Linked DNA regions of Homo sapiens: region 2 is linked to region 1. Evidence: chromatin loops called from intact Hi-C (ENCODE). Cell type or tissue: tibial artery. All regions are shown on one strand. Links, peaks and the distances in the headings refer to the core of each region. The heading gives the core; the rest is flanking DNA. Region 1 overlaps GBP3 (guanylate binding protein 3). Region 2 has its middle 71 kb from the start of LRRC8B.

The links. Peaks named below come from ENCODE experiments on the same cell type or tissue, not always from the same donor. Only the 100,000 strongest peaks of a DNase experiment are listed, where the experiment ranks them.
Region 2: a loop joins it to region 1, with 4 times the contacts of the local background. A loop is called at or near these places in 87 of 110 quality-filtered maps.

The regions. Positions count from the first base shown.
Region 1 is chr1:88,997,152-89,007,825 of GRCh38, forward strand. It overlaps GBP3 (guanylate binding protein 3), which reads right to left. Exons shown (of 11, transcript NM_018284.3): 11 at 9,529-10,674. The coding sequence ends at 10,573. Among named protein-coding and RNA genes, the nearest start is that of RBMXL1, 9.9 kb to the left of the region's middle. In tibial artery, for the core only: no CTCF peak of the experiment used is centred there; no DNase peak of the experiment used is centred there; H3K27ac peaks cover 1,334 bases.
Region 2 is chr1:89,447,283-89,460,831 of GRCh38, forward strand. No RefSeq gene overlaps it. Among named protein-coding and RNA genes, the nearest start is that of LRRC8B, 71 kb to the right of the region's middle. In tibial artery, for the core only: a CTCF peak has its summit at 8,059 (motif pointing left); no DNase peak of the experiment used is centred there.

The sequences.
Region 1 (10,674 bases), core at 5,675-10,674:
ATTTAAAGACTATTAGATTAATAAGGAAAAAGAAGATCCAAATAAACACAATCAGAAATGACAAATATGACATTACCATTGACCTTACAGAAAAAAAAAATACCCAGACACTATTATGAACTCCTCTGTGCACACAAACTAGAAAACCTGGAAGAAATGGGTAAATTCCCAGAAACATATAACCTCTCAAGAATGAACTAGGAAGAAATTGAAATCCTGAACACACCAATAATGGGATCCAAGTTGAATCAGTACTAAAAAACCTACCAACAAGAAAAACCTGTGGACCAGATGGATTTACAGCCGAATTCTACCAGATGTATAAAGAAGAGCTGTCAATAATCCTACTGAAATTATTCCAGAAAAATCAAGGAGGAGGGACTCCTTACTAACCCCTGAGGGTCAGCATCAGTCTGATATCGAAACCTGGCAGAGACACAGCAAAAAAACAAAACTTCAGCCGGGCGCAGTGACCCACGCCTGTAATCCCAGCACTCTGGGAGGCCGAGGCGGGCGGATCACGAAGTCAGGAGATCGAGACCATCCTGGCTAACACGGTGAAACCCCGTGTCCACTAAAAATACAAAAAAATTAGTCGGGCGTGGTGGCGGGCGCCTGTAGTCCCAGCTACTCGGAGGCTGAGGTAGGAGAATGGCCTGAACCCGGAAGGCGGAGCTTTCAGTCAGCCGAGATCCAGGCACTGCACTCCAGCCTGGGCGACAGAGCAGGACTCCGTCTCAAAAAAAAAAAAAAGAGAAAACTAAAGGCCAACATCCCTGATGACTACAGACACAAAAGTCCTTAGCAAAATACTAACAAATCAAATCCAGCAACACCAAAAAGCTAATCCACCATAACCAATAGGCTTTATTTCTGGGATGCAAGGTTGGTTCAAAATATGCAAATTACACATAAAAACTACAATGAGATATCATCTCACCCCAGTTAAAATGGCTTACATTCAAAAGACAGGCAATAACAAATGCTGGCAAGGGTGTGGAGAAAAGGGAAACCTCGTACACTGTTGGTAGGAATGTAAATTAGTACAACTACTATGGAGAATAGCTTGGAGGTTCCTGAAAAAAAAAAAAAAAAAAAAAACACAAAACAACAAAAACTAAAAACAGAGCTACCATATCATCCAGGAATCCCACTAGTGGGTAAATACCCACAAGAAAGGAAATTAGTATATCAAAGGGATGGCTTCACCCCCATGTTTATTGCAGCAGTGTTCACAATGCTGGCCCAAAGATAGTGCTAGATGCTTCATGCCAGTTAGATCCCTAGAGCAATGTTAGGAATATTAATCAACACCAGCTTTTCTAGGTCTTTAAAGAAGGGATACTGATGAAATCCTTTGTGGGGAGTAGAGGGAGAAGATTCTATTATAAATAGCACAAGAATATAAATAATTATCAAACTCGTGAAATAATCAATATGATGTTTAATAATTGTAAACTTTCAGGGAGAAGTGTTAGGAATGGAGTTGGGATAATAAAGTGTATATAAGATGTTCATTCATTTAAAAAAATTATTTATTATATGTATATGTGCCTGGCAACCTTTCTAGACTCTACTGATGCTGTGAGGAACAAAAAAGACAAAGACCCTGCCCACTGGACCTTATTTTCTAGTAGGGAGGGGAGACAGGCAGTAAGTTTGAACAAACTCATCAGTAATGTAAGGTAGTGATTAAATATTGTGAGGAAAAATAAAAATTCTGGCCACTAGATGGTGCTCATTGCTTTCTTAATTTCTTTCACTTACCCAGTTCATTCAACTGGGTAGGGATGCTGACTGCATGTTGCTCTATTAAAGTTGTGTTTGGGGCCAGGTGCAGTGGCTCATAACTGTAATCCCAGCACTTTGGGAAGCCGAAGTGGGAGGATCGCTTGAGCCCAGGAGTTCAAGATCAGCCTGGGCAACATAGCCAGGGCTCATATCTATTATTATTATTATTATTATTATTATTTTGAAGTTGTGTTTGGGTCAAAGTAATAGGTTCTTTCTTTTCCCGTCTCCCTTCTCCCAATTTTGATTTGTTTAAATTTGTTTTTTATTTTTTAGAGACAGGGTCTCATTGCTGTGTTGCCTAGGCTGGAGTGCAGTGGTGGGATCATAGCTCATGGCAGCCTCGAACTCCTGGGCTCAAGCAGTCCTCCTGCCTCAGCCTTCCAAAGTGCTGAGATTACATGCGTATGCCACCATGCTCAGCTTCCTTAGAGATTTCCAAGGATTTTTTTTGTTTTGTTTTTTGTTTTGTTTTTGTTTTTCTTAAGAGGCAGGTCTTGCTCTGTTGCCCAGGCTGGTCTCGACTTCCTGGCCTTATGCAATCCTCCCTCCTTAGCTTCTCGAGTACCTGGGACTATAGGCACACACTACCATGCCCTACTGGATTTCTCTCTTTCTTTCCTCCCTCCCTCCCTCCTTCCCTCCCTTCCTTCCTTCGTTCCTTCCTTCCTTCCTTCCTTTCCTTCTTTTCTTTCTCTCTTTCTTTCTTTTCTCTAATTAACTGATAAGGTGAAATAGGGCTAAGACATACTAAAGAGCTGTGTGAACTATCTTGTTATAGGGGGATTAGATTAACTCCTTCCTAAATCATAGATGTGCTCTCCCCTCAATTTCCTGGGTATTTAATTTTCTTTCATTTGTTTAATATATGTATTCAGCATAGACTTTAAGCTCTTTAAGAGAGAAACACAACCATGTTTCCTAGTCCTTGGCGGAGAATCTTGTAGATAACAACTATCTTGAATGAATAAATTCCTCTAGCCTAAGCAATTGCTGTTTTCTATGTAGTCTTACCTAACTTCCTAAAAGGACTGTTTTAGAGTTAGACTGGGGGGGAAATCTATATAATAAAACATGGGAGAACATTAAAGTTAGTCTTTGTTAAGGCTAACTCTAGAAAGAAGGTCTTGAGCCTTCTTTTCTATTGTGAGTAGAAGGAGCATTATAAGAACTACAGGGTGATGGAATCTAAGGAGATACAGGAATTGTGATCCATCCTGACAGTCTCTTGGTCTTAGAGTAGTTTTAATATACAGATCCTGTTCATGCTTTGTTAGATTTATATCTATTTGTTTCCTTTTTTTGTAGCTATTGTAAATAGTATCATTTTTAAAATTTTGGTTTCCAGTTTTTCTTTGCTTATATATAGAAACTGTTGAAGGTTGATTTTTGTGTGCTGACCTTGTATCTTTTGACTGTATTAAATTCATTTATTAGTTCTAAGAGTTTTATTGTAGATTACCTGGGATTTTCTACATAGGCAATAATGTTGCCTGCAAATAAGGACAGTTTTATTTGATGCTTTCTGATCTATATGCCTTTTATATCCTTTTCTTCCCAAATTGCACTAACACTTCCATTGTACTAACAATTCCGATGTAATGTTGAATGGGAGTGGTGAGAGTGAACATTCTTGTGTTGTTCCTAGATCTGAGGGGCAAAAGATTCAGTGTTTCATCAAGTATGATGTTAGCTGTAGAGTTTTTGCAGATGCCCTTGATCGGTTTGAAGAAGTTCATTTCCACTCCTATTTGCTGAGTTTTCATATGAATGACTGTCATATTTTATCAAGCTTTTTCTTTATCTATTTATATAACCATGTGATTTTTTTTCCTTCTTTAGACTTTTAGTGTGGTGAATTACACTAGTTGATTTTTGAACTGCTTTACATCCACAGGATGAATCCCACTTGATTGGTGTGCATTATTTTTCTATATTGCTGGATTTGATTTGTTAATAGTTTGTAGAGGATTTTTGCATCTATGTTTATGAGGGATAATGGTCTGTAGTTTACTTTTGTACTGTATTTGTTTAATTTTGTTATCAGGATGATGCTGTGCTCATAGAATGAATTGGGAAATGTTCCCTTTTATATTTTCTGAAAGAAATTATTAAGAATTGGAATTATTTAAAAAATGCTTAGTAAGGTTTGCCAGTCAAGAGGAACTATCTGGATGTGGAGATTTGTTTTTCAGATTCTTAACTTTTTTACTCCATTTCAGTTTCTTTAGAAATTATATGACAGTTCAGGTTATCTATTTTAACTTGGGTGAGTTTTAGTTGCTTGTTTGTGCTTTTTTCAGAAATTAGTCCATTTGAGTTGCAGAAGTTATACACATAGAGTTGTCAGAATGTTGAAATGTTGATTTTTAGTTTTACTATTTAATGCATCAAAGATTAAAAGTATTTCTTAAATCTTGATGTTTTTTAAAATTTTTTTGGTAGAAACACTTTATTTGGCTTTGTTGATTCTTGAGCCTGGTCATTTGTAAGACTGATTGGACAGGTTTCACTGAGGGATTTCTGCCTTTTTTTTTCTTTTTTTTTGTCAGGATCTCAGTGTTTGATGTGCTCCTTCCCTGTGGATCAGAGGAGCTTGTATTTCCTTTCACTAAACTCAGAGAAGGAAAACTAGCAACTTATTACTTAAACAAGAGAAGAAATACTTCTGTAAACTGAAAATATTTTTGGCACAGAGACACATACCATACAGGCCAGCAATTTTAGGCCTTAAGCTATGGTAGCTTCAGCAAACAGGAAATGAATAAGGGAAACCTGAAGCACCTTGTCATACAGATAGTGAGAAGGCTACAGGGTCATTCCAAAAGGATTCCAGAGCCAACTTATTCAGGCTCCCAATGGCCAGTACTCCTGGTTGTAGATCCAGGAACAATGCAAGAAAATCATAGCATTGCATTGCCATTTTCTTGTCATTGTTGCACTCAATGACACTCTCAGACCTACTATGTCAGAAAGTCAGAGGAAGGGTAGGGGCCAGGGAATCTTTATACTTAATAAGGTGATTTTAATGCATATCAGGATTGAGGAGCACTGGTGAAAGCAACATGCCTCCTTGGACAGTGAGCTTTATTTGATTCCTGGAGATATTAAAGAAAAGCACTAAATCAGAAGTCAGATGATATGGATTTGGGTCAGGACATTGATGCTACCAAACTAAGGAGGAAGTAACTTAATTTTGCTGAGTTTATAGTAGCCTTGAATGATCTTTTGTATTTCAGTGGTGTCAGGTTTAATACCTCCTGTTTTGTTTGTTAGTGAAGTTATTTGGATTTTCTCTCTTCTTTTCTTAGTTAATCTTGCTAATGGTCTATCAATGTTATTTTTCTTTTCAAAGAACCAGCTTTTTGTTTCATTTATCTTTTGTAGTTTTTTTCAATTTCATTTATTTCTCTGATCTTGGTTATTTCCTTTCTTCTGGTGGGTTTGGGTTTGGGTTTGGTTTGTTCTTGTTTCTCTAGTTCTTTGAGGTGTGAACTTAGATTGTCTGTTTGTGCACTTTCAGACTTTTTGATGTAGGTGTTTAGGGCTATGAACTTTCTTCTTAGCACTGCCTTTGCTGTATCCCAGAGGTTTTGATAGGTTGTGTCATTATTGTCATTCAGTTTGAAGAATTTTTTAATTTCCATCTTGATTTTGTTTTTGACCCAATGCTCATTCAGGAGCAGGTTATTTAATTTCCATGTATTTGCATGGTTTTGAAGATTCCCTTTGGAGTTGATTTCCAGTTTTATTCCACTGTGGTCCGATAGTGTGTTTGATATAATTTTAATTTTCTTAAATTTATTGAGGCTCATTTTATGGCCTATCATGTGGTCCATTTTGGAGAAAGTTCCATGCACGGTTGAATAGAATGTGTATTGTGAGGTTGTTGGAAGAAATTTTCTGTATGTATCTGTTAAGTCCATTTGTTCCAAAGTATAGTTAATCCATTGTTTATTTGTTGATTTTCTGTCTTAATGACCTGTCTAGTGTTGTCAGTGGAGTATTGAAGTCCTCCAGCATTATTGTATTGCAGTCTATCTCATTTCTTAGGTCTATTAGTAATTATTTTATAAATTTGGGAGCTCCAGTGTTAGGTGCATATATGTTTAGGATTGTGATATTTTCCTGTTGGACAAGCCTTTTATCATTATATAATGTCCCTCTTTGTCTCTTTTAACCACTGTTGCTTTAAAGTTTGTTTTGTCTGATATAAGAATAGTTACCTCTGGTCGCTTTTGGTGTCCATTTGCATGAAATGGCTTTTTCCACCCATTTACTTTAACTTTATGTGAGTCCTTATGTGTTCGGTGAGTCTCCTGAAGACAGTGGATAGTTGATTGGTGAGTTCTTATCTGTTCTGCAGTTCTGTATCTTTTAAGTGGAGCATTTAGGTGATTTACATTCAATGTTAGTATTGAAATGTGAGGTAATCCTTGCGTTCATCGTACTCTTTGTTGCCTGTGTACTTTGTTATTTTTTTGTTTTTGTTTTTTGCTTTTGCTTTTTACCTTGTATTTTTGTTTTGTAGGTCCTGTATGATTTATGCTTTAAAGAGGTTCTGTTTTGGTGTGTTTCCAGGCTTCGTTTCAAGATTTAGACCTCCTTTTAGCAGTTCTTATAGTGGTGGCTTGGTAATGGTGAATTCTCTCAGCAATTTTGTCTGAAAATGACTGTTTCTTTCCTTTACGTTTGATGCTTAGTTTTGCTGGAAACAGAATTCTTGGCTGATAATTGTTTTGTTTGAAGAGGCTAAAGATAGGGCCGCATTGCCTTCTGGCTTGTACGGTTTCTGCTGAGAAATCTGCTAGGTTAGTCTGATATGTTTTCCTTTATAGGTTACCTGGTGCTTCTGTCTCACAGCTCTTAAGATTTTTTTCCTTCATCTTAACTTTGGATAACCTGATGACAATGTGCCTAGGTGAAGATCTTTTTGTGATGAATTTCCCAGGTATTCTTTGTGCTTCTTATATTTGCATGTGTAGGTCTCTAGCTAGGTTGGGGAAGTTTTCCTCAATTATTCCCCCAAATATGTTTTCCAAGCTTTTAGAATTCTCTTCTTCCCCAGGAACACCCATTATTCTTAGGTTTGGTCATTTAACATGATCCCAGACTTCTTGGAGGATTTGTTCATATTTTCGTATTCTTTTTTCTTTGTCTTTGTTGGATTGGGTTAATTCAAAGACCTTGTCTTTGAGCTCTGAATTTCTTTCTTGTACTTGTTCAATTCTGTTGCTGAGACTTTCCAAAGCATTTTGCATTTCTAAAAGCGTGTCCAAAGTTTCCTGAATTGTGGATTGTTTTCCTTTAAGCTGTCTATTTCATTGAATATTTATCCCTTCACTTCTTGTATCATTTTTTTGGATTTCCTTGCATTGGGCTTCACCTTTCTCTGGTCCTTCCCTGATTAGCTTAGTAACTAACCTCCTGAATTCTTTTTCAGATAAATCGGGATTTCTTCTTGGTTTGGATCCATTGCTGGTGAACCAGGATGATTTTTGGGGGGTGTTGAAGGGCCTTGTTTTGTCATATAACCAGAGTTGGTTTTCTGGTTCCTTCTCATTTGGGTAGGCTCTGTCAGAGAGAAGGTCTAAGGCTGAAGGCTGTTGTTCAGATTCTTTTGTCCCATGGGGTGTTCCCCTGATGTAGTACTCTCCCCCTTTTCCTATGGGTATGGCTTCCTGTGAGCCAAACTGCAGTGATTGTCGTCTCTCTTCTGAGTCTAGCCAGCCAGTGTGTCTGCCCAGCTCTGGGCTGGTATTGGGGGTTTTCTGTACAGAGTCCTGTGATGTGGACCATCTATGGGTCTCTGAGCCATGGATACTAAGGGAAGAAAACACCCCTCATATTGTCTTATGCCCAATTTCTGCCTCCAAAGAAAGAAGAAGTAAAAATTAAAAGGCAGAAATGAAATCCACAAGCAGACAGTTCAGCGCCACACCCTGGGCCTGGTAATTAAAGATTGACCCCTGACCTAATTGGTTATGCTATCTACAGATTACAGACATTGTATAGAAAAGCACTGTGAAAATCCCTGTCCTGTTCTGTTCCGTTCCGTTCTAATTACCAGTGCATGTAGCCCGCAGTCATGTACCCCCTGCTTGCTCAATCAATCACGACCCTCTCACGTGGACCCCCTTAGAGTTGTGAGCCCTTAAAAGGGACAGGAATTGCTCACTCAGGGAGCTCGGTTGTTGGAGACGTGAGTCTTACCAAAGCTCCTGGCTGAATAAAGCCCTTCCTTCTTTAACTCAGTGTCTGAGGGGTTTTGTTGGTGGCTTGTCCTCCTACAATACCAGTGCCTGTTCCAGTGGAGGTGGTGGAGGGTGAAATGGACTTCATGAGGGTCCTTGGTTTTGGTGGTTTAATGCTCTATTTTTGTGCTGGTTGGCCTCCTGAAAGGAGGTGGCACTTTCCAGAAAGTATCAGTGGGAGAGGGACTGGTGGTGGGCAGGGTCCTAGAACTCCCAAGATTAAATGACCTTTGTCTTCAGCTACCAGGGTGGATGGAGAAGGACCATCAGGTCAGGGCGGGGCTAGGAGTGTCTGAGCTCAGACTCTCCATGGCTGGATCTTGCTATGGCTGCTGTGGGGGATGGGGGTGAGATTCCCAGGTCACTGGAGTTGTGTACCTAGGAGGATTATGGCTGCCTCTCCTGAGTCATGCAGGTTGTCAGGGGAGTGGGAGAAGCTGGCAGTCACAGGCCTCACCCAGCTCCGATGCAAACTGGAAGGCCGGTCTCACTCCCACTGTGCCCTTCTCCCTGCCAACAGCTCTGAGTCTGTTTCCAGGCAGAGGGCAAGAGGGGCGGGCTTAAAATTTGGCTGAGGCTTTCTGCTCAGCCAAAAAGAAAAGGACTTTAGTTCTTCACCAGCCTGTGAAGTTTGCATGCTGGATTTGTGCCCTCCCCGAGTTCTGGCAGGAGGCTTCTCGCCCCATTCAAATTGTTACAAAGTTTGGTTGGAGAATTTCTTCTTTCTGTGGAGTTTTACCTGTTGCTCCTCTGGCTGACCTCCCGATAGATCCCTGTGGTGCCAGGCAGGAATGGCCTGCCTGGGGACACAGTGAGCTCCCAGGGCCTTCCAACTGCTTCCTCTACCCCTGTATTTTGCTCGGCTCTCTAACTTGACTCAGCTTCAGGTAAAGTCGGAAACTCCTCCTGCACACAAACCTTCAGCTTCTCCAGTGGGGGTGTGTGTTCCAGAGAGGAGGGTCTCCCTTTCCCACTTCTGCAGTTGGGGCAGTCAGAATATTTGGAGTGTTTCCTGGGTCCTGCAGGAGCAGTCTGCCTCCTTCAGAGGGTCTGTGGGTCCTCTTGGGATTCATCGTGTAATATTTTGAAACACTACATAATTATTTCAAGATTCTAACATATACAATCTAATCCTTATGATTCTTATAAATGTAAGTAAAATAAGGCAGATATAAAATGAAACTTTGACCAATGTTTCTATAAACAAAGGTCTGCAAACTATAGCTTGTGTGTGCCACCTGGTTTTGAAAATTAAGTGTTATTGGCACATAGCCCCACCCATTTACTTATGTATTGTCTATGGCTGCATTTGTACTGTATGCAGAGTTTAGTAGTTGAGACAGTTGACCTGCAAAGCCATAAATAATCACTATCTGGTATTTTACAGAAAAGTTAGCCAACCACTGCTATAAAGACTCAAACCTTATTATTTGGTGAAAAACTAAAAAAAAAAAAATGGAAATAAAAAAACTAGTGAAACTTATTTTATTTCTAGTTTAGTTTATTTCTAGTTCAAAAATAATCTGTAATTGCTGTAAGAAATGTCAACCACTTACCTAGGATGTTTGACAATTGGGATGAAGTCTACATATACTAAGTAATGGCAAGACAATTATTTTATTGCTCAAAAGAAAGTCAAAAAAATTCCATATTCCCTTTGGGGAAAATTGGCAGGATTTCAAGTATGACCTTTAAGAATCAGGAAAAGACTAACTTATGCTTTAGGATTAAAACAATCAAATAATTAAATTAGTTCAATTTTCTAACATAGTCTCTATCTTCAGTTAAAGTGCATCATTGCATGTTATACATTACTAAAATTACACAGTGCATAATTGTTACCATGTGACTATTTAATTCAGGGTCAACTGTCTAAAGGTCTCAGGTGTCACATTAAGGTTATAATCTAGATGAATTGAACAAGAAAGAAAAGATTTCTTCATTAGCCAATTTGTTTATGATTCAATTCCTACTCTTGCTAATGATTTCTTTACCTTCCTATGGAAAATATAAGATTCTAGATCTCTGTATAAGATGGTTTGCTTTAGCTTGAGATCCATCAGTGAGAATTATCCATGGGCAATGTCCAGAAATCACATTATTGCTCATAGACCTTGTAGCCTTGATATAATGGAGAACTGTACACTGTCTTCCCTAGGAAGCTAGGATGGTTGTTTCTGATATTGGGACCCATTGTACACTTGGCCAAACCAGTGCCCAAATATGTCCCAAGATTTTTACCTAAGACTTTCCTCAGTATCCACTGGTCGTCTGGAAGAATAAACTTCTGAGTGGTGGCAACTCATGATCCCTCCTCTGTTGGTACAGAGGTAAATGCATCTTTGTTGCACAATTTACAATCTTTTTAAGGAAAAAACATGATTTTGATCATTGAACTGCATGTTCTTGTAAACTTTTAGTGTTATGATGCAAGATCTAATTATTATCAAATATAGTGACACTTGTTCCAAATTCTAAAATTGTTTCAGTTATGCCTTGGGTTAGGATGACAGAAAAGCTCTGTTGTTTAGATCTTTAGCTTATGCGACATATATCTCTTGGTTTTTTTTTTCAGGGTCTTCTGTAGCTTTTGTATCTCATTTTGAAGTTGGGTACTTTCACCTTGGCA
Region 2 (13,549 bases), core at 5,331-10,330, 450 kb after region 1:
TTGCTGTGAGCTGAGCTTCCTGGGGATGGAGGAGGGGAGGTACAAGCACTCCCTTAGCCGCCTGGCTGGTATCTCCTTGGATCACATGCCACTCTAGTCCACCTGCTCTAAGCCCAGCCTAGCACTAAGACTTGCCTAGGAATTGTAGCCCTTGTGTCCTAGACTGCCTTTCAAGTTTTCCTAGGACCCCAGAGCCCTTTAGCCCACAGTGGTGAGGCTTGCCAAGAAACTAAAGTTCCAACTGCTGGGATGGGCAATTTCCCTCTGGATAGGGTTTATCCAAATACTCCCTCCATGGGGCAGCCACCAGCTGAGTTCAACATGATTTTGCTTTCCACTATGACAAGGCAGCACTGAGTTCAATGCCAAGTCCCTTAGTCATTGTGCTTGCCCTCTTCCAAATACACAGATTCTCTCTCCAGAATCGGGGAGGTAAGGCATTGATGACTGATGATTGAAGACTGTCTTTCCTACCCTCTTCAGTGCCTCTTTTAGTGGTATGAAGCTAAAACCAGATATTGTGATTGCTTACCTGATATTTGGTTCTTATGATGATGGTTTTGTGTGTAGTTGTTAAAATGTGGTTGTTTCTGCAGTGAGGACAATCAGTGGAGAGTTTTATTCAGCCATCTTGCTCTGTCACTTTCTAAATACCCTGATGAATTGATGCTAAAATCTTCAACAAAACACTAGTAAACCAAATTCAACAATATATCAAAAAAAATAATTTATCATGACTAAGTGGGATTTATCCCAGAGATGCAAGGATGTTTCAACATATGCAAATCAATCAATGTGAAACATCATATATATTACATGAAGAAAAAAGCAAATAATCATTTCAATTGATGCTGAAAAAGCATTTGATGAAATTCAACTTCCCTTCACAATAAAAAAAATCTTAAAAAACTGAGTATAGATGGAACATAACACAATAAAATCCACATATGACAGACTTACAGTTAGTATCATACTGAACAGGAAAAACTGAAAGCCTATCCTCCAATACCTGGAACTGGAAAAGCATATCCACTTTTACCACTGTTATTCAACATAGTACTGGAAGTCCTAGCTAGAGCATTCAGATAAGCAAAGAAAAAAAGAGCATTTGAATTGAAAAGGAAGAAGTCAAGTTATTTTTGTTTGCAATTGATATGCTCTTATATTTGGAAAAACCTAAAGACTCCACAAAAACTTTCTTAGAACTAATAAACAAATTTAATAAGTTTGCAGAACACAAAATTAACATACAAAAATCTGTAGCATTTGTATGTGCCAATAGCAAAAAACCTGAAATTAAGAAAGTAATTTCATTTACAATAGCTACAAATAAAATAATATACCTAGGGATAAACTTAATCAAAGAAGTAAAAGATCTCTACAACACAAACCATAAAGCGTTGATGCAAGAAACTGAAGAGGACTCAAAAAATAGAAAGATATTGCATGTTCACAGATTTGAAGAATCAACTGTCCATACTCCCTAAAGAAACTTACAGATTCAATAGACTCTCTATCAAAATATCAAGGACATTCTTCACAGAAATAGAAAAAACAATCCTAAAATTTATATGAAACAACAAAAGATCCAAAAGAAACCAAGCTATCCTGAGTGAAAAGAACAAAACTGGAGGAACCACATTACCTGACTGCAAATTATACTACAGAGCTATATAACCAAAACAGCATGGTACTGGCATAAAAACATACACAGAGACCAATGGAAGAGAATAGAGAACCTAGCAATAAGTGTATACATCTCCAGTGAACCCATTTTCAGCAAAGGTGTCAAGAATATACATTGGGGAAAGGACAGTCCCTTTAATAAATGGTCTTGGAAAAACTGGATATCCATATGCAGAAGAATGAAATTAGACCCCTACTCTTGTTCTATATAAAAATCAGATCAAAATGGATTAAGATTTAAATTCAAAACCTCAAACTATAAAACTACTAAGAGAAAACACTGGGGAAACTATGAAGGACATTGGGCTGAGCAAAGATTTCTTGAGTAATACACCACAGGCACAGGCACTATAGTCAATAATTAATTGTACATTTTAAAATAACTAAAATAATGTAATTGGATTGTTTGAAACAAAAAAATGATAAATGCTTGAGAAGATGGATACCCAGTTTTTCAAGAGGTGACTATTACACATTGCATGCTTGTATCAAAGTATCTCGTGTTCCCCATAAATATACATACCTGTTCTATGCCTACAAAAATTAAAAAATAAATTTAAAAAATAAAATAAAATGGACACTGAGCATGAAAAATCCCTGAGCAAACAAATTAACTGGGCCTTAAAAATAGCCTTAACCTTACTTAAACTGCAAACATAAGTGAAAAGTTAACTTGGGTAATTTCTGGCAAATGCTTATGTTAGAAAAAAAAGCTTAAGCTCAGCCAACTGAAAGAGTTGAAATATGCTATTCTGCCATATTGAATGTTTAAGCTAAAGACACTAGAAAAAAAGCAGGGTTTGATCATAATGCTGTTTCTTAAAAGCAGAATATGAAACTCCCATGTAAAAGACACACTCTCTATACTAGAAGGAAAGGCAATATCCTTGTATTCAGGATGCGAAGTTGAAACCAAGAGAATTCTGTACAGACCTTGTTAAAATAGTTTTATCTTTTAAGCCTCTCCAAATAATTTAGCTACTTCTTCACTGCCAATTGTTCTTTGTTTAATCCACTATACAAGTAACTAATTCTAAACACTTCTTTGGGTCTTCATTTCTTTACATGGCTCTCATGCCATGTAAAACATCCTATGTGTCTTTCCTCTTAATCTTACTTATGTCAATTTTTCTCCCACCAAGGACTCTAAAAGGATGGAGGTAGAAGTTTTTCTGCCCCGACTCAGTCATAAGCAGTGAAATAAAGTATGATTACATGACTAGAGACTTTCCAACAAGGTAAACTAAAAAAGGCAATCTTGTAACTGCTAAAGTAATTTCTTTATTTTGCTTCCACAGTTGCCTTATAAATACTTGCCTCTGATGCTTTGTCATCCTAATGCTGAACTTCCTTGGGTTTGGTGCTTTCCAATTCATGTTTTCTTCCTCAAATAAACTCTAAACTCTAAACACCCATTGTGCCACAGATTTGTGTGTGTGTGTGTGTGTGTATATATATATGTTGTGTATATATATATATATATGTTGTATATATATATGTTGTGTGTATATATATAGTGTGTATATATATATAGTATATATATAGTGTGTATATATATGTATAGTATGTATTCATATATATATATGAATACATACATACGTACAAGTAGACCTCATTTTATTGCACTTCACTTTATTGTACTTTACAGACTTTGTGTATTTACGGATTGAAGGTTTGTGGCAACTCTGTGTACAGCAAATCTATCAGTTTCATCTTTCCAACAGCATGTGTCCACTTCAAGTCTCTGTGTCACACTTTGGTAATTATCACAATATTTCAAACGTTTTCATTATTATTATACCTGCTGTGGTGATCTGCAACCAGTGATCACTGGCGTTACTATTGGAATTGTTTTGGTGTACCACAAACAGAAACTTTAAAAATGTGTGTGTTCCCACTGCTCTACTCACCAGTTATTCCCCTGCTATTCTCCCTCTCCTTAGGCAACCATAGTTTCTAGGACACAACAATATTGAAATTAGGATAGTTAATAAGTCTATAATGACCTCCAAGTGCTCAAGTGAAAGAAAAAGTTGCAAATCCCCTACTTTAAATCAAAAGCTAGATATGATTAAGTTTAGTGAGGAAGGCATGTAAAGCCGAGATAGGCCTCTTGTGGCTGTTACTAACTTGTGAATGAAAAAGAAAAGTTCTTGAAGGAAATTAGAAGTGCTACTCCAGTGAACATATGAATGATGAGAACGTGAGACATCCTAATGACTAATAGCAAGAAAGTTTTTGTGGTCTTTTATCACTAACATTTCAGTGGAGACAGCTTTAGTAACAGTGGAAAGTTTAGTGATAGATCAAAGCAGCCACAAGTTTCCCTGAAGCCCAACCCTAATCCAGAACAAGGCTATAGCTTTTTTCAATTCTGTGAAGGCTGAGAGTGGTGAGGAAGCTGCAGAAGAAAACTTGGAAGTTAGCAGAGATTGGTTCATGACGTTTAAGAAAAGAAGTTGTACGTATAACAGAAAAGTGCAAGATGAAGCAGCAAGTGCTGATGTAGAAGCTGCAGCAAGTTATCCAGAAGATCTAACTAAGATAATTGATGACGGTGGCTGCACTACACAACAGATTTTCAAAGTAGAAGAAACAGCCTTGTATTGGAAAAGATGCCATCTAGGACTTTCATAGGTTGAGAGAAGTCAATGCCTGGCTTCAAAGCTTCAAAGGACAAGCTGACTCTCTTGTTAGGGGCTAATGTAGTTGGTAACTTTAAATTGAATCCAACATTTGTTTACTATTTTGAAAATCCTAAGACCCCTCCTAAAAATTATACCAAAGGTACTCAGCCTATGGTCTATAAATGGAGCAACAAAGCCTGTATGACAGCACATCTGTGTACAGCATGGTTTATGAATATTTGAAGCTCACTGTTAAGACATACAATTCAGAAAAAATACATATCTTTCAAAATATTACTGCTCATTGACCATGTACCTGGTCAACTGAGAGCTCTAATGGAGATGTACAGGGAAATTAATGTTGTTTTCATGTCTATTAACACAACATGCATTCTGTAGCCCATGGATCAAGAAATAATTTCAACTCTCAATTTTCATTACTTAACAAATACATTTTGTGAAGTTATAGCTGACATAGATAGTAGTAATTCCCCTGATAAATCTGGGCAAAGTAAATTGAAAACCCTTTAAAAAAACTTATCCATCCAGGTGCCTTTAAGAACATTTCTGATTCATGGGAGGAGGTCAAAATATCAATGTTAACTGCAGCTTGGAAGAAGTTGATTCCAACCTCCATAGATGACTTTGAGGGATTCAAGACACAAGTGGAGGAAGTAACTGGAGATGTGGCGGAAATAGCAAGAGAACTAGAATTGTAACTACAGCCCGAAGAAGTGACTGAATTGCTGCATCTCATTAGAAAACTTGAATGGATGAGGAGTTGCTTCTTATGGATGAGCAGAGAAAGTGGTTTCTTGAGATGAAATCTACTCCCGGTGAAGATGGTATGAACATGTGGCAACAACAACCCAGGGTTTAGAATATTACATCAACTTAGTTGATAAAGTAGTGGCAGGGTTTGAGAGGACTGACTACCATTTTTTTAAAAACTGGGTAAAATAATACCAAATAGCATCTCATGATACAGATAAATATTTTGTAATGGAAGAGTAAGTCAATGCATCAAACTTCACTGTCATTTTATTTTAACAATTTGCCACAGCCACCCTGACCTTCAGTGACCACCACCCCAGTCAGCAGCCATTGACATTGAGGCAAGACTCTCCACCAGCAAAAAGATTACAATTTGCTGATGGCTCAGACGATTATTAACATTTTTCAGCAATAAAGTATTTTTTAATTAAGGTATGTAATTTTGTTTTTAGACATAATGCTATTGCACACTTAGTAGACTACAGTATAGTGTGAACGTAAGTTCCATGTTGCACTGGGAAACCAAAGTTTTGTGTACTCACTTTATTGCAATATTCACTTAATTGAAGTGGTCTGGCACAAACCTGCAATACCTTTAGGTATGCCTGTGGTGGGAGGTAGGAGTCATGGAGACGGGGGAAACATATTTAAAATGTCAAAAGCTGTACACTAAAAAAATAACCCAGGAATTCTAACTAGAAGAAAATGCTTAAAAATATTCTTGGTTTCTAGAGCTTTATGTTTCTACTGTGGATTTTATCTTCTGTGCCAAAAAAAAAAAAAAAACTAAACTAAAAAAACTAAAGCCAACTGGGAGAGGTATCAAGAAGAAAGCCCGTGAAGCCTTCCAAGATACAGAAGACAAAAGCAATCTGACAGGACTGTGCTTGCTAAGGTGTGACTGTGCAGTATCTATGGCTTTTTCTGACCTCCTCTCACCCCTGCACCCAACACGCATCCTCAAACTCACATCAGATGATTCAGGCATGTCTTAGCAAACTCTTCAACAATAGCATGGATTAATTTTACATTCAAGTTTAGTTTTGTTGCACCATCTCATTTGTGGAAATAACTAGCTCCCTCAGCTTTTTTATTTTTTCTTCCTTTAATGGGGAACAAAGAAAAGTAGAGTGAGGAAAGAGACCAAGGGGTGAGTGAGGCAACTGAAAACTGTTCTTGCACCTGCGGTGCTGTAGAGCAGGTATGTTCACTTTCTTTTAAATGCAACTTAGTCCCTAACTCAAGACTTGGTTTCTGATTAAGAGTGGCAACTGAGGAATGGGCAGGAAGGGCAGGGTGCCTGCTGCCTGGCCTGCAGGAGTCTGTGGCTGGCTTTAGTTCTGGGGAAGCTCAGCTTCTCCACTTAAACCAATGACAGATGAGCGGTGACAGCCAGGAATGCTGCGTCCCCCTGGATGTGCTGCTCCCCAAACATCATCTCAGGGCAGCAGTGATTGGCCTGGAAAGAGCCATGGTGGGCGCCTGCATGGCTACCTCTATCAGGCCCTGCAGCAGGCCCAAAAATGCAGAAAGCAAGACCGTCGCTGTCAAGGAGCTTCTAGGCAATCATAACCTGAAGAGAGCGTTTTTTTTTTCTATCTTTCTAGTAGTCACACTTTGGAAAGCTTCAGAGTAAGAGCTGTATACGCTTCTATTAGAAATAAAATTAGTCCCTATCTGGCTGATCCTTATTACTTAAAAATAACTATATAGTCCAAACTCTGTGTGTGTATGTGTGTGTTTTATGGATATATATATACATATATATATATATATACACATAAAATATGATCTTTCATAAGTAGAGAAGAGAAGTCAATGCCTGGCTTCAAAGCTTCAAGGGACAAGTGAACTCTCTTGTTAAGAGCTAATTATATATAACATACCAATATATAAATATGAATGTATATACTCATATATATGTCTAGTTCAGCAGGTAATCATTTTACAACAAAATAATTAAAAAATAAAGACAAGTAAAGATAAAAATGACTAATCCTTAATTGCATATCTAGAGAGGCTCATCCTTAACATTTTGCTCAAACTCTTGCACTTTTTTCATGAAAGGCTAAATAAGCCAAGCATGTTATCATGCACCAGGAGTAATAGCTACTCTAGAGGCTGAGGCAGGAAGATCGCTTGAGGCCATCCACTACACTCCAGATGTAGGCAACTCCATCTCTGAAAAAATTTAAAAGCCAAATAGTAATATTTTAGGATTTGCATACCATAAGTCTCTGTCAAATCTATTCTTCCAGAGCAACCATAGACAATATGTAACAAATGAGTGTGGCTGTGTTCCAATAAAACTTTATTTACAAAAGTAGGCAGTGGGATAAATTTGGCCCATCTCTTGTTTGCTGACCCCTGGATTAGGTAAAGTTAATGGAACAATATGCAAGGGATTATTACCAGCCCAGGTATCTTACAAGTTAGTGGATCAGTTCCAGGCTCTCAGTCTAAGTGTCTACTTCTAAGGTGATTTGGATCAAACAACATATAAAAATTCTCATCGGAGCAGAGATACCAACAAAAAATGTGTTTACTCTGTCTATCTGACTATCAGTCAAGTGAATTTCTGCCTGGATTCCTGAGCAATGAATTGACATGTCTGCTCAATTAATTGTCTAACTCCCAACAGCATAGTGCTGCCCACAGCTCCTACATAAGCCACAGAGTAATACGTGGTGATGGAACAAAATCAGTAGTAAAGAGGAAGAACCTGGTCTGGCTAGGGGGACACCTGCCCAGGTCTGCAGGCCCCTGTGAGTGAGCAAGAAAGCCTAACATTTGGATGTATGTCATGATGACTCCGGCTAGTCCTAGCGGGGTGGACAATGAAGTTATAAATACAGATTTTGCAGAGATATTTCTGCTTGCATTTGCTAGATACGGCCTGTTCACCTCAAACACAGATTAAGGAACAGCAGTGTTATCATGGATGTATCATGCCTACACTGAAGAGATAAGCGCTTGCAGGCACTGCCATCATGTGGCTATGTTTGGTAATTTATTTGGTAATATACGAATGAATTTTCCTGTGGAAAGTGATATCAATATAGAATATATAGATATCAGTATAGAATTTATGGAAATTTATTGATGGCAATATAGAGTTTATAGAAATTCATAATAAATTATAAATTATGGTGAAATCAAATTTATTTTTCAAATATTTGAAATAAATTTTATATATAAAGTTTACTATATTAATATTTATTGTAAATATAAACTTTATATATGTATTATTTATTAAATATTGATTAAATGTGTTATAATGGTATTAATATAAATATTTATTATAAAATGAATTTTGGTAATATATTAATTATAAAATAAATAATAAACATATATTTGAAATATAAAATTCACAATAAAATTTGTTATAATAAAGTTGAAATCCAGCTACATAAATAAATCAAATTCATACATTGATAACACTGTATGCATTTTCTAATGTAAACATGACTATGATGGAGGTTTTTTAAAGGTTAATTGAAATGATGAAAGAAATGGTAAGGTCTTAGGTTCCCATGGGGATAATGTGTTTTTATTTGGTTTCTCTCTCCAACAAGGAAAGACTTGGATGTGTATAGTTTATTTGGGAAATGGTGACAGGAAGCCAGGGAAAGGGAGAGTAACACACGGACAAAGCTAAAAAGGCGAATTAATGAGTTGGTTACTATTGTGAGCAACTGGAGATCAATCCCAAAGTGGATATTCTGAAGAATTATATAGAGTGCATTTCATAATTGTCTCTTTGAGGGACAATGTGGAGTATTTATTTAACAACCCAGTTTCCATTGGTTGAGAGTTCCCCTCAGGGACTTTAGCTCCTCTGAATTTATAAGCTGTGCTTGGGCAAAAGAGGCAGCCTTACATAGCCTGAACAAAAACCTGAGTAAGTAAAGGAGAAAGACTCTCAACAGAGGACATAGCAGCTGCTGGAACTGTCTGCTATGGCCGCACTGCTAAATGGATTTGAGAATAGAAGCAAGTGGCAGAATGAGCAGATACGAGTTTTGGCAATAACTTAGGCTGAGGATTTGGGGAGTGTGGTAGACTAATCTGAATAATCTATGCAGACAAAGATTTGTGCTGAAAAAAAGGTAAAATTTTGGATTTAAAAATGTTTAATATTTTTAAAAGCAGTATTAAAAATGGACTAATTTGTCATGAATGATCTTAAAGACCAAATTCCAAGGGAAGGTGGGAGACCAAAGAGTTAAGTGGAGTTATTGAAGCTGTTTTTTTCCTAATAGCATTTGCCAACAAAGGGAATGAACTTTCAGGGATTTTTGTTTGTTTTGCTTTTTATTTTATTTATTTTTATTATACTTTAAGTTCTGAGATACATGTGCAGAATGTGCAGGTTTGTTACATAGGTATACATGTGCCATGGTGGCAACCTTCAGTTTTGAAGGCATTTATGAAGTAAGCAGACAGAGGTCAAAGACCAGAGCTTGTCTAAAGTAAAGAGTCTAGTAGGAGGCCTCCTTTAGAAGTCAAAAGACTAAATAAGTAATTCTTAATACTTGCTGCACTTAATCATCAACTGGGGTTCTCCTTAAAAATCCTTACACTCGAGCTCTGACCCATCACCAGAGACTGATTTAGTAAGTCTAGAGTTGAGGCTGAGTGTGAGTGTTTTAAAGCCTCGCTCCACCTCCAGGTGGTTCCAGTTACAGTCAAGGATGCTATTCAGAGCAACTGTGAACTAGAACTAGCAGGGCAAGCAGGTTTAGGATTGGCTAGCTGGAATAATTTCAGTGGGCTCTGAAGCAGAGGAATTGTTCTTACTTTCTGGTATTTGGCCTTTGGGTGAGTAGGGCAGATGGGTAGTGACCCAGAGTGTGAGAGCCAACAGAGAAAGTGGTGGCGTGTGGGCTTCAGGTTGGTTAGTTTGCATATGAAAGGCACACTTGCAGGAGAATCCCTTAGTATCTCTAAAAACTGCCTAGCCCTGGGAGGATCAGTCTCTCCAGGATCAGCAAAGCCCCAAGATGTCTAAAGCTTTAAATAGGGAAACTAGAAAATGTGTTAATTATGGGGTTGCATATCTTGGATGGTCCATGAAGTCAAGCCAAGAGCTTAGCACAAAACACCCAGAATAGTCAAAGTGACCTGAGAACGAAGAACAAAGCTGGAGGCATCACACTTCCTGATTTGAAAATGTAATACAAATTTACAGTAATTAAGACAGTATGGAACTGGCATAAAGACAGACATATAGACCAATGAAACAGAATAGAGAGCCCAATAAAACAGAATAGAGAACCCAGAAATAAAATATTTGGAAAATATATTGAAAAGGCACTCAATATCACTAATAATCAGAGAAATGCAAATCAAAACCACAGTGACACATCACTGCACACCTGTTAGGATGGCTACTATTTAAAAAAAAAAGGCCAGGCACAGTGGCTCATGCCTGTAATCCTAGCTCCTGGAGAGGCCGAGGTGGACAGATCTCTTGAGCCCAGGAGTTCAAGACCAGCCTGCATAACATGGCAAAACCCTATCTCTACTAAAAATACAAAAATTAACTGGGTGTGGTGGTTTGCACCTATAGTCCCACCTGCTCAGGAGGATGAGGTTGGAGGATCACCTGAGTCTGGGGAGATCAAGGCTGTGGTGAGCCCAGATCATGCCACTGCACTCCAGCCTGGGTGACAGAGTAAGACCCCATCAAAAAAAAAAAAAGAAACTTTAAAAAATAATGGTGTTGATAATGATTGTAGAAATTGGAACCCTTGTACACTGTTGATTAGAATGTACAAGGGTGTGGCTACTATGCAAAACACTATGAAGGTTCCTCAAAAAATTAAAAATATTACTACCACACGATCCAGCAATATCACCTCTAGGTATACATTCAGAAGAAGAAAAACCAGGACCCTGGAGAGATAGCTGCACTCCCAAGTTCATTATTCACAATAATCATTCACAATAGTCAAGATATGGAAATAACACAAATATCCAAAAATGGATAAAAATGTGTGTGAATATTATTTAGCTTTTAAAAAGAATGTTCTGTCATCTGAAACAATAGGGATAAACCTGAAGACATTATGCTAAACAAATAAAGCCAGTTACAGACGACAAATACTGCATGGCCTCACTTATATGTGGAATCTAAAATCGTGAAACTCATAAAAGCAGAGAATAGAATGGTGGTTGCCAAGAGTTGACGGAAGGGAAAATTGGGAGTGGTTATTCAATGGGTATAAAGTTTCAGTATCATACACTTAAAAATTTGTTAAGAGGCTAGATCTCATGTTATATGTTGCTACAAAATAAACAAAGAGGTACAAGGAAACTTCTGGAGGGGTGGATATATCTATTGCATTGATTGTGGTGATGATTTTATAAGTATATGCATACATTGAAACCTATCAAATTGTATATAATAAATATGTGCAGTTGTTATATATCAATTTCACCTCAATGAAGTTGTTTTAAAAATAAATAAATATTCCTGTTTGCAGCTGGTCAAAATGGGGAAATTGATACTTAAAATAAAAGCCATTACTTACAAAAGAGTACTATGGTTCACAAAATAGATGAACTGTACTAAATCACAGCCTGCAAGACAAACTAAGTTCAAATTCTTTTTAATACCATATTTAATTATGAAGTATTACAAAGTCTTCAAATTACTTTTAAATGGTTCATTAAAGAAAGTGTACAGAGAGAAAGTGTGCCAAAATATTAACCAACTTTTAATTTTGATCAAAGTTATGTGGGTGTTCATTGCTGTATTCTTTCTACTTATCTGGATGTTTAAAATGTTTCAATTTAAAATGTTGAGAGGAAAAAAAGATCTGTCCTACTGCACAAAGACATTCTTGTAATGTTAAAGTATTATAAATGGGCCTGGCATGGTGGCTCATTCCTGTAATACCAGCACTTTGAGAGGCTGAGGTGGGAGGATCGCTTGAGTCCAGGAATTCGAGGCTGCAGTGAGCTATGATTGCTGCACTGCACTCCAGCCTAGGTGACAGAGGAAAACCTTGTCTCTGGAAAACAAACCAATGAAACAGAATAGAGAGCCCAGTGAAACATAATAGAGAACCCAGAAATAAAATATTTTGAAAATATATTGAAAAGGTGCTCAATATCACTAATAATCAGATAAAATAATCAGAAAAAAAACAGTACAATTGAGATCTTGGCAATAAGAAATTGCTTGAATGCATTTGGTACATTGGTGCAGCAACTGAGTGGATTCAGTCTGTCAGTCTACAAATATCTACTGAGGAAATTATCTGCATCACATACTATTCTAATCCCTGAGGATGTGTCGTAATAAAGATAGAGAAGGTTTCAGCTCTCAGGAAGCCCATATTCTACACAGGGCAGAGCCAACACAAGCAAACAAATAAATGAACAAGATCATTTCAAAGGATGAGTGACTTATGGTATGGGAAATGACAAGTGGCAGAGACTCTTTAAATTGAGGACAAAGGAAGGCCATGCTAAGGTGGTGGTATTTGGGCTGAGGATTGCATGACAACAAGAAACCAACCAAAGGAAGACCTTTCAAATCCTCCTATCCTCAGAAAAGGAAATCCAAGTGCAAAAGCACCAATGTCAATATGAGAAATGCTGAACAGCATTAAAAACATGATGTCAATTATACATCATAGCATAGAAAAATTCTTGCAATATGCTGTTTTGTGTAGAGTGGTATAAAACCACTTCTAATCTGCAATGGGATACAATGATTCTAAGAAGTATATACACATATAGGATGACAATGCAAACTATTAACAGTATGACAGTATGTTGAAATTCATGGGTCACTTTTATTTTCTTTCTTTCACTATCTGCTTTTCTTAAAGGTTGTACAAATAAACACGTGTTATTTTTCTAACTTCAAAAAATGAATTCTGCCCAGTCCTAGAGGAAAAATAAAGCAACAGCAGAAAGAGCCCACCGAGACTCTCTGGTGCCCAGGATGAAGGTCAATCTGGACACCAGACAAGGACCATCCTGATCCCATCTAGAAACAATCCAACAGGTGGCAGCTCTTTCCATTCCAAAGAGAGCTATCAACTCTCTACATGGAGAAGCTTCATGCACTTTAATGAAGAAATTGCTTTTACTTTCTCCTTTGACTACAGACCTTGGTACTGAGACAAGAAAATAAGGAAGAACTACTCATATGCTACCAGCACCAGGAAATGAGCTGAGTCTATCAAATTAAACCAAAGACCTGGTAAAGCTGTGACTGTAGGTCAAAGTCCTGGCAGCAGCCAGAGATGGAGGCAACTCACCAGGAGCCCACTGGTGGGAGCCAGGTGATAATTCCACCAATTCCTCTTTAACCACTTGGCCATCAATTTCGAAGACATCATGCTTCTCAGCAGATGTCCACATGAGGACAGCAGGGGTATTTTAAGAGAGTTGAACTGATCCTTACAGAACTGACAGAGAGAAACACAGAGGTACAGAGGGAG